Linked DNA regions of Homo sapiens: region 2 is linked to region 1. A link is a contact called in ENCODE Hi-C or POLR2A ChIA-PET data. All regions are on one chromosome and are shown on one strand. Each heading gives the region's core, a stretch centred on a gene start or an enhancer-like site at or near the end of the contact. The rest is flanking DNA. Distances are from core to core; before and after follow the strand shown. Region 1 overlaps RAPGEF4 (Rap guanine nucleotide exchange factor 4). Region 2 overlaps RAPGEF4 (Rap guanine nucleotide exchange factor 4).

Region 1 (6,582 bases), core at 209-2,708:
CACCCGCCTCGGCCTCCCAAAGTGCTGGGATTACAGGCGTGAGCCACTGCACCTGGCCTGTTTTCTGAATTTCTAAGATGTGTATATGTTAGTGTTATAATCAGAAAGGAGGAAGAAGGGAGGGAAGGAGGGAATCAAATCATCAGGATTAACATTAAAATGCAAACTTTTGCTGGAAGATTAGAGAGGTCAGTAATACAGAGTGTGTAGCAAAAATGTGAAGGTAGAATATTTTGACTTGCTGTTCAGCCAATAAAATCTCATACCTCATTAGTGAGTCTTATTTACTGTGAGGAACTTGATAAGCTAACCCTTCTCCACATCTAGGATAGTTACAGATTCTCTTACAAATTCATGGCAACCTCAAGAAAGGATGGTGAAAAAGCACTAATGTACAGTCTCAGGCATGATAGATGTTTTTTACATCATGGGGAATATGCCAACAATTATGAGAGTTATGCCATTAATATTCCTTACCTGAAAATGCCTTGTATGTATGTGGGTACCCCTTTGAAATAATTAAACAAGTTATACATCAGCTAGTTGCCTTCAGATAGTCAACATCTCAGAACATGTCACTTCTCATGGTACCAAGTATTGCAGAAATGGTTTGTTTTCCTTTTTGGATTGTACTCTACGCTTACTTGAATTTCTATCTTTCTTTTTTCTATATTCCTTTTAGCGCATGATTGCAAATACGGCCAGAACAGTGAGATACTACAGGAGCCAACCCTTCAGTAAGTTAAGTGCTGCCACCTCTTACAATGTAGATGTTGGTGATTAAGGTCTTCTTAATGAGGCCATTGAGACACCCTTGGAGCCTGGGAAATATCTGACTGTGTCAGAGACACTTTGGACCATGAATTCCATGAGATAGGGGCCTTGAGTTTAAAGATTTTTTTTGCTGTTTTAAACTAGAACATATTTACATTGTTGTGAAACTAGAAAATCACCATAGGAATATTATTTTGTGAATGAATTTAAAGAGATTTAATTTGCTCTATCCAGTGCAGCTGGAGACAACTAAAGTACGACTGCCAACAAATCCTGCCTCAAACCAACTCTCTTTATGACTCATTGCTCCATGTTGAGAAACTCACATCAGCCCTTGATGACTCAGTTCAGTCAATTATAAACCAGGAAAGATAATATTTATTGTCTTTCAGGGTGTTGCAAGAATGCATTAATGTTTATAGCACATTCGTAAAAGGTCCAAAAACAGGATTTCATATTATATTTCTAGTATTCCCACATGAATTTGAGGTGCTCTTTTAAAATCTGAACATCTATCACAAGAACTGGTATAATACTTTAATATAAAAAAATTACTAATAATAAATAACAATTTTAGTCTGTTGGGAGTTAAGTTGCATCATAGCACCAGATGGTCATACTAGACCAGTGCTACTGTTTCTTCTGGGCTGGGACTTTGGTGGTGGGGGTGGAGCTTTGGCTCCCTCAATCTGGTCTGGAAATGAGAAGGTGAACACTAAAGGTTTTTGCTAAGCTCATTGTATGACTCACTTGAAGAAATTTATCTCATTAACTCAATATGATACTATGACATAGACATGAATCTGAGGCTACCAGTACCGTCTCCTCCAATAAACCGAGTGCTAAGAGACTATGATGTTCTTGTTTTATTAGTCAGAGTTGTTTGTTCTTCCTAGAGCAGGACTGGCTCATGGCCAGATTTGCTAACATGGGACACCAGAACTACTAAATGTTCATTTTTTAATGAATAGGGAGGAAAAATATAAGAAAAATGACATTGATTTGGGGAGCAACTGATTCAAATGACTGTGCCTTCTCTGACTTCCAAAATGTGAATAGTCTTGCAATATCATCAACTATTCTTATGTGGATTCAGCCAGAATTAAAGTGTCTCATGTGTTTTCATCTATTAATTTACGTTGTGTTTAAAGATGTGATCATAAAGCAGTTGTACAAGTGGAAACAAGAATAGATAAGTGACACCAGTTACAACCGGAGTTTATAATCCCAAATCCAGCAGCGGGGATAAAAGGGGACCCTGAAATTATATGCCAAATCGTGTGTGCCTGAGGGGGTTTATAGCCTTAAGAAGGTTTTCAGTGAGGCTCAAGAACCATAAAATAATATGCTTTGTTTTATGAGCTTCTTTGGAAGTAAATCTTGCATTCTTCTATGTCACCTCCTAGAGAAGCCAAGGGGAAAATGTATTTAAAAAGAAAAAACTCCACTGCATTTGTTGAAGTTATCAGTAACTGCTGGTAAACAACAGCTGCTCAGCTCTGAAGTCAACAATCTATAGATAAAGCTATAGGAATAGATTCACAAACACTGTGGGAATGTGTACAATGTAATTACAGTATATTGTACGTGTAGAGTACACTGCCAGTGAGAAGCAGAGGAAATTAAACACAATGTGCTCTGCAGTTCGCTGTGGTATTATTTCTATGTGATAATTATACTGATGAGTTTCTTCTCACAGGGGGCAGGGGCATGTATGTCTTCTCTCTGCTTTTCTGCCTTCAGACCTGCAACACTCCCCTTCACCCCTTGTGCAGATGGCATTCTAATTGTCTTTGGGAGTGCTGTGTGGATCTAGCAGGAGCAACCAGACTGCAGAAGGCAGTGTACTGTGGTGGAAACCCCGGTCAGGAGCCAGGGTCTGGCTCTGCCACTCCGGGTGTCCCCTTAGACCAGAGGCCCTACCCAGTGATGCTTGAAATGGAGGTGGCCCACAGAGGTGTTGGGTCTAAAGAGAGCATTTTTTTCCCTTTTATTTTGAAATAATGTCACCATTTTAAAATTGGGAGAATTCACGAAGAAGAAATCCAGATTTCCCATTTCTTAACAAAAAAAAAAAAAAAAAAGGAAGATCTGGCAACTCTAGGCACAGATTCCCCGTGGCAGCAACATGCAGAAGCCAGGTCATCACTTCCAGAGGGACCTGTGTTTCCAGTTCACCACCTTCTGGTCTGGCTTTCCTTATTCATGTATGTTCCCTGCGAGGGCTGAGTGCATTGGCTCATCATTCAGCCCTGATCTTCATTAAATTGGTTAACCTCAGTTGCTCACATGCTTGGGATGTGCATCAGAATAGAATGGTAGCTGAGTTTTCAGAGCAGATAGCATTAAAGAATCAAACGTCTAGCAGAAGTCATAACTTCAGCCTGTGAGTTGGGTTTTTTCTGAATATGGACAGTCTCTAAGAACATACAGTCGGTATAGTAATGCTGTATACTGTGTGCAAGTAAAGAGGGGAGTCAGGACTCTGTAGTCTCACTGGCTTGCTTCAGTTTGGCCCAGATGTTAAGCGCTTTTGTGAGGGGCTAATAAAAACTGTCTTTTGACATTAGTCTTCATCTGGATCAAAGGAGGCAGAGACACAGAGTGTGAGACACAGAGACCTCTGGAAAGGGAAACAATTTTAATCTATACCCAGGGGCTATCAGACACATGCTTCCCTTTTAATTTGGTGCCATTTTTTTTTTACAACGTGCAATTCAAAGGAGAATGATCAAAAGAGGTGATTCCAGGGAAGAAAAGAAAATTGGAGGGTAGGAAGGAGGAGATGGAACAACCAAGTGGAAACGTTTCAATGATTGTGGTGTGTTGAAAGGTCTTGAGGGAACCCAGGAACCTATGATAAATGTAATAAATAATTGGAGAAGTAAGATTGTATCTTATATACATATATTACACAATGCCAATTCTGCCCTTTCCTCTTTCAACAGATCCTGATGCAGCTCAAGCTAATAAGAACCATCAGGATGTCCGGAGTTATGTACGGCAATTAAATGTGATTGACAACCAGAGAACTTTATCACAGATGTCACACAGATTAGAGCCTCGTCGACCATAGACATTTCAAATGCCCAAAGCAACAGTTTGTCTCCAGTCCACAATCTTTCAAAAATGCCATTTATGCTACTACTGACTGTATTGCCACTAGAGAATTCTACAAAACAAGCAAAAACACATCCTGAGACACCTCAGGGCTGCATTCAGCTTACCAGCTACCTAGCAAGAGAAGGAATTATTTGACATGCCTAAAGCTTACACACTCTAGCTTAGGAATCCCCAGTTTGTGGCTACCCTGTTTCATTTCCACTTGTGCCATCTTCTTTGCTGAAGTGTTGAATAAGGCCCACGTGAAGAGTTTGGTAGAAATAGCCTTGTCAAGAGAACTAGCAAGCCCCTGACATTTTTTTCTAAGAGTGTTTATGGGATGAGATGTGCTACAAATGGGATAGATTTGGATAAAATTTTAACTCAACATCTTGATTTGGAGCCTGGGGTTTCGGGAAGGTGTTGAGGAATCTATAGAAGTCCAAATTATAGGTTGTATTCTTCCATCTTCATTGTCTTACCTCTGAAGGAATAGAACCTGACCACATTATTATGAAACATTATGGCTGTTTATGTAATTTAGGGAGGACTGGTCTGTAATTTCTGAATGTATATAGAATAATATTTATGTTTACAATGTAACTTTTCAAAATTTACAAATCAGGATTATATACATAAGAATTCCACTAAGAAATGCCAAGATTCTTAAATTTGCCAGCGTTAAAGTAGAAAATAACATTTCAGAAGAGCACAATATGCATAAAACATTTTTCAAAATTGAAATATTTTCCTGGGCATTAAAAACCTTTACTATTGGCTACAAATTTATTGTACCTGATGAAAACATATTTTCTGGACTTAAATGTTATTACAAATATCTTAATTTTCAGTAATTGTTTTGCACTTTCAAAGATTGTAAATAGTTCATTCAATCAATGGTATGGAGTTATTTATTTGCTACATAATAGATACTGTGCCAAATAATTACTTTTTATTTATTTTATTTAGTACGTAATTTTGAAGTACATTTTTTCCTGTTTTCACAATTAGACTACATTTAATGTGTAGGAATTGTATGTATGTATATCTTCTGTAAATAACATCTAGTATCTTCACTAAATATAATTGTCGACAAGAAATGGTTGTGTTCATCTCAATTCCTATAATATGAAAGGGGTAACCATTTGGTATGGTGGGGTGTTGGATCTTTTAATGACACAAAATACACATATTATAAAATTCATTCTTTTAAAGTGCAGAATCCAGTGATTTTTAGTATATTTACAAAGTTGTATAGATAACCATCATCACTATCTAACTTCAGAACATTCTCCTCATCCCTAAAAGAAACTCTGAACTCATTAGCAGTCACTTCTTCTTCTCCTCTCCCTCCAACCTCTGGCAACCACGAATCTGCTTTCTTTGTCTTCAGATTTACTCTGGATGTTTCATATGAGTGGAATCATACAGTATGAGGCCTTTTGCGTCTGGTTTCTTTCACTTAGCATAATGTTTTCAAGGTTGACCATATTATAGCTTGTACCAGTACTTCATTTATTTTTATGGCCATGTAATATTCCATTCTATAAATAGACTACATTTTGTTTATCCATTTATCAGTTGACAGACATTTGTCTGTTGTGTTCACTTTTCGGCAATTAGGAGCATTGCTGCTCTGAAGGGGCACTGGATTTTAGAGCTCCCTTGTGTGGGGCCTCATGCCATTTCTCAGTGATTTAAGTACTTAGCAAATATTTGATGAAGAGATATCCAAAATTCTTTAAATTCCAGACATGCCTCTATTTTTTTTAATAAGTCAGCATTTTCCAGAGTGTGTTCCAGCCTATTCTAGTCTCACAAGTTCACATATTGTCCCTCCAAAAACAAACACACACATACAAAGCCAAAAACAAAACCAAGATTCTATCTTCAAATAAATGTGGGGACCACTGCATAATATACCCCATTCATAGAAATGATTCCCAGTATTCACTCACACTGAAGGCTCTGAGAAGTCCTATTGTAATCCCTTTTAACATCCCACAATTAAAGTCCACTTTCAGAAATGCCAAAGCAGGCAAATGCCTCTCTGTGTTCATTCATATAAAATTTCAGGGTCCCCAGAACCAGAGGCGGTGTTTTCTGCGGTATTACACCTGCCTCTGGAGGCAAGTGCAGTGTCTGGGATTTACTAGACAATAAAAGAAGGTCACTGAATAAATTTTCTTGAAATCATTATCGTTCAGTATTTCACTATCTGATAGACCTCAATGTCAGCTGCAAAGGTTCCACTTTTATATATTTTCCTTTAGATATCCTTTATAGTTTCTTTTCTAGATAATTTACAAAGATGATGAACGAAGCTGGGAGCCCGTTCCTGGGGCATCCTTGCTCTTGTTTTGCTTGTCTTTATTCCTACTTTACTGAAAGCTAGCATTCTATATACAGCAGCACTTCTCCCCAATTCCATGGTGAATGCCAACTTACGATCTTATTTTAATATAGTTTCAACATTATTCAAAATTAATACATATTCCCCATGTATGTTCCCCTTGTTCTTCCACATGAGAATAACTTACTGTACTTAATAAAGATAAGACATTTTTAAGTATTTCTAGCTTCTTTGAAAATGCATCAAACTCCATTCTTGAAGGTAGCAGTGGTAAAATAATAGAATTCGCACTCTAAAAATGTAGAGTAGTAGCCAAGCAACCCTTCCTGAGGCAGGAGATGCAGTTAATACTT
Region 2 (6,932 bases), core at 496-2,995, 64 kb before region 1:
GGAAACCTAGATGACCTGTCTTGGCTTATGGGGCCAACTCCACCAGGGTTTGCTGCCTTCTTGAGAATGGAAGCAGAAAGTTCAAGAGAGCATCAGCTCAGATGTATTAGTGAAAATAACACCACCCACTAATAAAAAATGACCCAGTGGCTGTATCTGATTCTGAACTTTTACCTGATTAGAGTATTTAGGAGACAGAAATTTTTTGCCACTGAATAGGGATAGGAACACCTCCTCCCTTAAGAATATGATTTTTAGGAAACACACATGTCCTACACACTAATAAGTTAAGAAGAATGAAGTGGTTTCAACTTTCACAGAGTATATACTGAGGTCCCTAAGAAATATCTAGATGCCTAGTTTGTTTTCATTCCTAGCTCACTAAAAGTGGTGTTCTGCTACCTCACAGTAGCAGTACCTGCCAGTCCCTGCTGTTGGGGATAAGTTCAGGTCTCTGTTGAGAGCAGCGAGGCATTTGCCATAGCTCCAAGCAAGAGGGCTTCAAGTCCCCTCTCCCCTTCAACCTAGACAAACCTCCTTCACATATCTCCCACCTCTGGCACCACTGAGGGTCTTGAGACTTGCTCACCTATGTGGACTACCCAGGGAAGTGGTCCAGCCCAGCCTCCCACCTACCTACCACTGCCCTTGCCATCCTTACTCTCCACAGGGCATAGATGTAGTGCCTGGGAGCCTCACCTGGGAAGCCCTCATATATACAGGGCAGAAAGCTGAGGCTCCATGAGCTAGTGATGTAGAGGGAAGTAAGGAAGGACCCCTTTCCCTGCCTGTGCTCCAGGGACCCAGCATGTCCCGATCCGACTTCCCTGGTCTCAGTGGAATTGAGAGGATTGTGGGTAGTCTCGTCTTCTACCTCAAACCCCAGGTACCCAGGCATAGAAAAATCTCAAGTTACTGGGTTCTTAGGAAGATAGAGCCATGATTTGGGACCGTAATTTGGAATTTTTTTTTAAATGTGAATTTTAGCTAGCTAGGAATAATTTGGAATTTTAACTAAGAATATAAATGTGTTCGTTCATTTAGGCTTCATTATTCAGCTTCAAGACATAGAATTTTCCAACATGTTTGCCATGATGCATTATATGTAATGCAAGCAAGAGTCACTAGTAACAACAGAATCATGTGATGTTGCACATGGTCTCCCCTTCTCACCCACAGCCAAAGACAGGCAGGCAAGTGGGCTAGTTAATGCAGGTGGGACCATGTTTGAAACAGTCTCTAAGGAGGTTGCCTGGTATGAATTAGCTATAAGCTATTCTATAAAAAGAGCTACAAGCTTTAAAAGCCTAGCAGCAAATCGAGTAGAAGTGATTTTAGATGAGAGCAGCAGCAAGAGAGGTGAGAGATGACTGCATGGGAAGCCCCGGGACAGTTTGCATTGTGCCCCCAGAAAGAGTACAACCCTTTTCCACCCAGACCTGGAAATGTGGCCTTTGCATGTTTCTTCTGTTTTTCTTCTAGGTGAAACGAGAGTTAGCAGGTGTTCTCATTTTTGAGTCTCACGCCAAAGGAGGGACTGTGTGTAAGTGAAAAGCTGTACTGGAACCTTGCGCCTGGCCAGCACCCTTGCAAGCACATGCCACGGGAAGCCAGGCTGCTAACGCCTCACTTCTTGGCCCCGGGTCTGGCTTGGTGACTTGGCAGGGTGTCCTGTGGTACTTTCGTTTTTCTGGACCTGTGATTATTTCCAGCACATGTCAATTATTCTGAAGTATCGTGGTTTTCTAGTACCAGCAAGTGTTGTGGGTGCCAGCCTGAGTCTCACTGGCTCCCTACCCTCCTGACTCACCACAGTGTTTAAAGAGGGTGGGATGAAGTCACTGCCCTTCAGGAAGGGCCTGAGGCAGTACCTTTTCCCAGTGACCTCATTTCGTTCATAGCTTTAGAAGAACTAATCGATCTCTTGAGGTTGTTAGTTAGAATGATATTTAAACCATCCTACTTTATTTTTCTTCTCTCACTTCCACTTTAAGCTCCAAGCTGGAGAGAATTTCTTTGCTTCAAATACATATGCAGTGTTAATCTATAGTATCTCACCAAAATCCAAGTTGCAGTTTAGTTCTGTGATCATATTTGGAAGCAAGAAAAGGAAATTTGATGTGAATAGATGTGAACAATATTATATAAGCTGGCATTCCTTACTACTCCTACAAAAATCTGGCTGGAACAAACAGGGTTAGTGATCTACTAAGGTCAGGAAATGCCTCTCCAATCTCTCTTGCAGAATCACAGGACACAGCAGCATGCTAATGTGTTCTCAGAAGTTCTGCAATAAGGAGAAATGATCACCACGTTTAAACCGATACTTCCTGAGCCTAATGACACATAGAACACTTTTTGCATGGACACCTGTTAACTCTTTAGAGACAGTTTGGAAAATCTTGCTCTTTCTTCAGGCTACATTGTATGAGTCAAATAAGCAGGAAACATTAATTGTAAATGTGGTTTTTTTACTTTCAGTCATCAAAAATGATATTTCTGACATTGATATCTATTTTAGTAAGAATGTAACTTCTTCAAATGTTCAAGGCTTACTTTAATATTTTTATCTTAATGGTTGCTAATGACTTATTCTTTTTTATTTTCTTTTATTCTTTTCATTCAAACTTGCTAATTGTTTTCATTTTATTATGAAATAGTTAAATATTTTAAACAAAAAATAGAGTATATTACAATTACCTTCTTAATCTTTGTCAGATAATAACATGCCATTTTTTTCATATTTTCTTTTTTTTTTTTTGAGACGGAGTCTTGCTCTATCACCCAGGCTGGAGTGCAGTGGCACAACCTTGGCTCACTGCAACCTTCACCTCCCAGGTTCAAGCAATTCTCCTGCCTCAGCCTCCCAAGTAGTTGGGATTACAGGCGTGTGCCACCACGCCCAGCTAATTTTTTTTTTGTATTTTTAGTAGAGGCAGGGTTTCACCTAGTTGGCAGGCTGGTCTCAAACTCCTGAGTTCAAGTGATCTGCCCGCCGTGGCCTCCCAAAGTGTTGGATTACAGGAGTGAGCCACTGCACTCAGCCTTTTTTCATATTTTCTAAAGAATTAAATTATACACGCTGGGTGCAGTGGCTCATGTCTGTAATCCCAACATTTTGGGTGGCCGAGGCAGGTGGATTCCTTGAGTCCAGGAGTTCGAGATCAGCCTGGGGAACATGGCGAAACCCTGTCTGTAAAAATTAGCAAGGTGGATTGGTGCATACCTACAGTCCCAGCTACTCAGGAGGCTGAGGTGGAAGGATCTCTTAGGCCCAGGAGGTCAAGGCTGCAGTGAGCCGTGATCACGCCACTGCACTCCAGCCTAGGTGACAGAGTGAGACCCTGTCTCAAAAAATAAAAAATAAAAAATAAATTATACAACTACACTTGAAGACCCTTTGTACCCTCATTTATCCCATTTTCATCTTTCCTACCCCAAGGTAACTCCTACCCTGAATGTAGTGGTGATCATTCTAACTCACTTTTTTAAAAATACAGTCAGTCCTCTACATCTATGTGTTCCACGTTTACGAATTCAACCCACTGAAGATCAAAAATATTCCAAAAAAAAGAAAGTGGATGGTTGTGTCTCTACTGAACATGTACAGACTTTTTTCTTGTTATTATTCCTTAAATAATACAGTATAACAACTATTTACATAGGATTTACATTGTATTAGCTATTATAAGTAATCTGGAAATGACTTAAAGTATACAAGAAGCTGTGTGTAGACTATATGCAAATACACCACTTTATATCAGGGGCTTGAGCATCTGTGGATTTTGATATCCTTGGGAGGTCCTGGCACCAATTCCCCATGGATACGAAGGGACAAGTGTGTGTAGGTATGTATCTGTAAACAATATATAGTGCTGATTTGCATGTTTTTAAACGTCACATTACTTGTCAGATTACATTTTAGAGCCATTTTTCTATGGGATAAGTTTTAATGAATTGTGGAAGAAATGTGTATGGCTTTAAGAAACAGATTGCTGATAAATTGATATCTACTAAAAACCTATGTTTTAGGGCATAGCAAGGAATGCAGTGTTTCTCTTTCTTTTGTATTCTATAGAAAAGGAGATAATGTGCCACCTGAACAAGTTAATATTTGCCAGTGATGTTTCTCGAATTTTACGTATGCATATTTTCTGGGGACTTAAAGTGATGATTTGATAAGCTGTAATTTATATTGATGTGCTTCTATTCTTATCATAAGTCTTTTCATCTTTTTGTGTCTAGTGTTTAACCAGGGGGAAGAAGGTACCTCCTGGTACATTATTCTAAAAGGATCAGTGAATGTAGTCATTTACGGCAAGGTATATATATCTTTTTCTTTTTGAAACTTTATTACGCTCCACTTACTAGTGTGGCTCTAAGTATTAGCAATGTAGTGCCACAATTAAATTTGCAACAACATTGCTCCTAGATGTAGAAAAGACATTATTGTATCTTTAATCATAAGTTACCTCAGTTATTATACTTAAAGTTGTATTGTACTTTCTGGGGTTTGTCTCCTGATGGATTATAGTGTGTACATTTAAGTTAAGCCACAGACCGTATTACTCAGTGAAAGCAAAGTGAACATCATAATGTAATTATGTAATCCCCTTTGGCATCGCTAGGTACAGCCCATTTATCTACAATGTTTTAGGGGCTTGGGGGTCTTGTGGCAGGAGGTGGTGGGTGTTTGCTCTATTTCAGGGATCTTCTTCATCTGTGTGCTCTACTCTATCCAGGGTGTGGTCTGCACCCTGCATGAAGGAGATGACTTCGGCAAGTTAGCACTAGTGAATGATGCCCCACGAGCTGCCTCTATCGTCTTACGAGAAGATAACTGCCATTTCTTAAGAGTAGACAAGGAGGATTTCAACCGGATCCTAAGGGTGAGTCCAAAGCAAAGTGTGGCTGAGAGACAGCCCATTTTTTTCTTTAACTAAATAAGCAAAGCTTTGAGCATAGTCTTAATTGAGTAGTCCTGTGATGAATGAGTGCTCTAGGCACAAAGGGCCTTTGTTACAAACCGGTTATATTTAATGTGTTGGTATGCATTCTGGGATCCAGAGGTTGTATTCCAGTAAAGCTGCAAATGCAGGATGCTATGCTGGACCCAGTCCCTCTATGCATCCCTGCACTGGTCCATGAGAATTGACGATAAATAGGAATTGCCTTGGCAAAATGTCAGTCTGAGAAGTTTCTCTCTGACATCCTGGGCATCCTTCTTTTTGTCCTTCCCATCCCACTCTCCAACACAGTGGCAGCCCCCTCTGCCCCTTGTCTTTCTCTTTCCTAGACCTTCCTAGTTTCCACCTCCTTCTCCTCCCAAATCTGAGCCTGTCTCATATCATCATACATTCCCTTGATTTATTGAGTGATTACATTTTACTGAGAATTAACATCTATCATGGTTACTCCAACCAAGTATTTTCATTTTCAAGGGCTTTATCTCAAATTGTTACAAACTAAAGGAATTTCTGACATTGGCAGGCAGGTGAATAACTGGGGTGGTAGAGGGAACTATGCAATTGCACTTAAAAGTTGGCTCTGCAGATGAGCCTACTCTAAGCATATTAAGGAATTTGTGAGTGTGGGTGATGTTTAGAAAAAAATGGTCTCTGGTCTCTCCCCAGCATGCGGTCCCTTGTCCCTGGGAGGGATGACTCTGCTTTGGCTGCTTGAGGCCTGATCATGGACTTTTAGGGATGGTGACGATGTCCCACCACCCGTGGCTTCTCAGGTGGCCTGTGGTCCTTCCCGCCCTAGCTTGAGTTCACTCAGGAGGCTGTTCTTTCTAGGGTCACACTGCCCCTCTTTCTTTCACTGCTGACCCACAGAGCAGGGTCCCTTCTGTCCCTCTTGCAGCCTTAGCATCCCTATCCCCTCCTGAAGTCCTAAATGTAGCTTTTGTGCTTTGGGGTATATTCCCGTTACTTAATGATGATTTACAATGTCATGCTCCTGCCCTTGTGTCTGGACATCAATCCCTACATGGCCTTAAGCATTTGCCTTTGGTGGCAAAATTTCTGACAACTAAGTTTGTCTTAGGAATGCATGGTCTTAATGCAAAAAAAAAAAAGAAAAGAAAAAAAAAGGCTAAAATGTATACCCTTGAATGATATATTAAAAAAATACCAGATGGAATTTGAGTTGGTTCTTATCTGACCTCTTTTTAAATGAGGGCCAAATGTTGAGGAAAAGCATGTTAAAATTTTTAAACTAACTATTTACAATGATATTGAAATTTAAAGGTAAACTGTACTAACTCCTTCAAGTTTACACACAAGGAGTTTACATTCAGCCAAAACATTCTTTGAACGAATCAGATTAGGACCATTATCATTGATGTAATTTATAAAATCACTTAAAATAACCAAAAATAGTTTTTAACACATTTCAAACAGATTTTTCTTAAAAACAAAACAAAACAAAACAAAGCAGTCTTTTGATTAAAGAGAAAAGGTGCCCCACTCCTAAGGAAACTAAATACACTTAGGAGAAAAAGAACTTTGCTGAAGCTGCTTGCTATTTACCACATATTTTTATAACTAATAAATGCCTTTGCTCCCCACCTTCCTGCTCTACTTCCTTCTCCCAAAGGTTTCTCAGAGCATAACCACACTATGCTTTATTCTGCTGTTTTTCTGAAGCTAGGGTAAAAGCAGTCTTAAAAACACATGCTTCAAACCTCATCTGGTCCTCTCTCTGACCGTTCCAGCCCTTGACTTTGAAAATGACTTAATTTGTAGACGCAACAATTAGCATGACAAGCACCAAATGAGTTTCTGAAGCATTTGAAAATTTTTTCATTGTCTGAGTAAGCGGCAGCATCTGTATGTGGTGTAATTTGTATTTGCAGGACGTGGAGGCGAATACAGTCAGACTTAAAGAACATGACCAAGATGTCTTGGTGCTGGAGAAGGTCCCAGCAG

The links. Hi-C counts contacts between places; a loop is a spot of excess contacts on that map. ChIA-PET counts read pairs that join two places held with the same protein, here RNA polymerase II (POLR2A). Pooled maps may share reads with other maps.
Region 2: a loop to region 1 is called in a pooled map, with 5 times the contacts of the local background. The contact joins two enhancer-like sites. A Hi-C loop is called at or near these places in 1 of 168 maps with a recorded cell type or tissue (PC-9) and 5 of 50 pooled maps. POLR2A ChIA-PET finds 5 or more read pairs at or near these places in 3 of 52 experiments (A549, PC-9 and activated CD4-positive, alpha-beta T cell).

What each region holds. Positions count from the first base shown.
Region 1 is chr2:173,047,918-173,054,499 of GRCh38, forward strand. RAPGEF4 (Rap guanine nucleotide exchange factor 4) reads left to right here. Exons shown (of 31, transcript NM_007023.4): 30 at 683-737; 31 at 3,723-4,976. The coding sequence ends at 3,850. Among named protein-coding and RNA genes, the nearest start is that of MAP3K20, 25 kb to the right of the region's middle. Within about 2 kb of position 1,459, at least 26 of the 41 ENCODE cell types and tissues checked have a DNase peak (open chromatin) inside an H3K27ac peak, as active enhancers do; they include PC-9, where a contact is called at or near this core.
Region 2 is chr2:172,983,951-172,990,882 of GRCh38, forward strand. RAPGEF4 (Rap guanine nucleotide exchange factor 4) reads left to right here. Exons shown (of 31, transcript NM_007023.4): 12 at 1,483-1,543; 13 at 4,246-4,322; 14 at 4,743-4,889; 15 at 6,860-6,932. Among named protein-coding and RNA genes, the nearest start is that of MAP3K20, 88 kb to the right of the region's middle. Within about 2 kb of position 1,746, at least 20 of the 41 ENCODE cell types and tissues checked have a DNase peak (open chromatin) inside an H3K27ac peak, as active enhancers do; they include PC-9, where a contact is called at or near this core.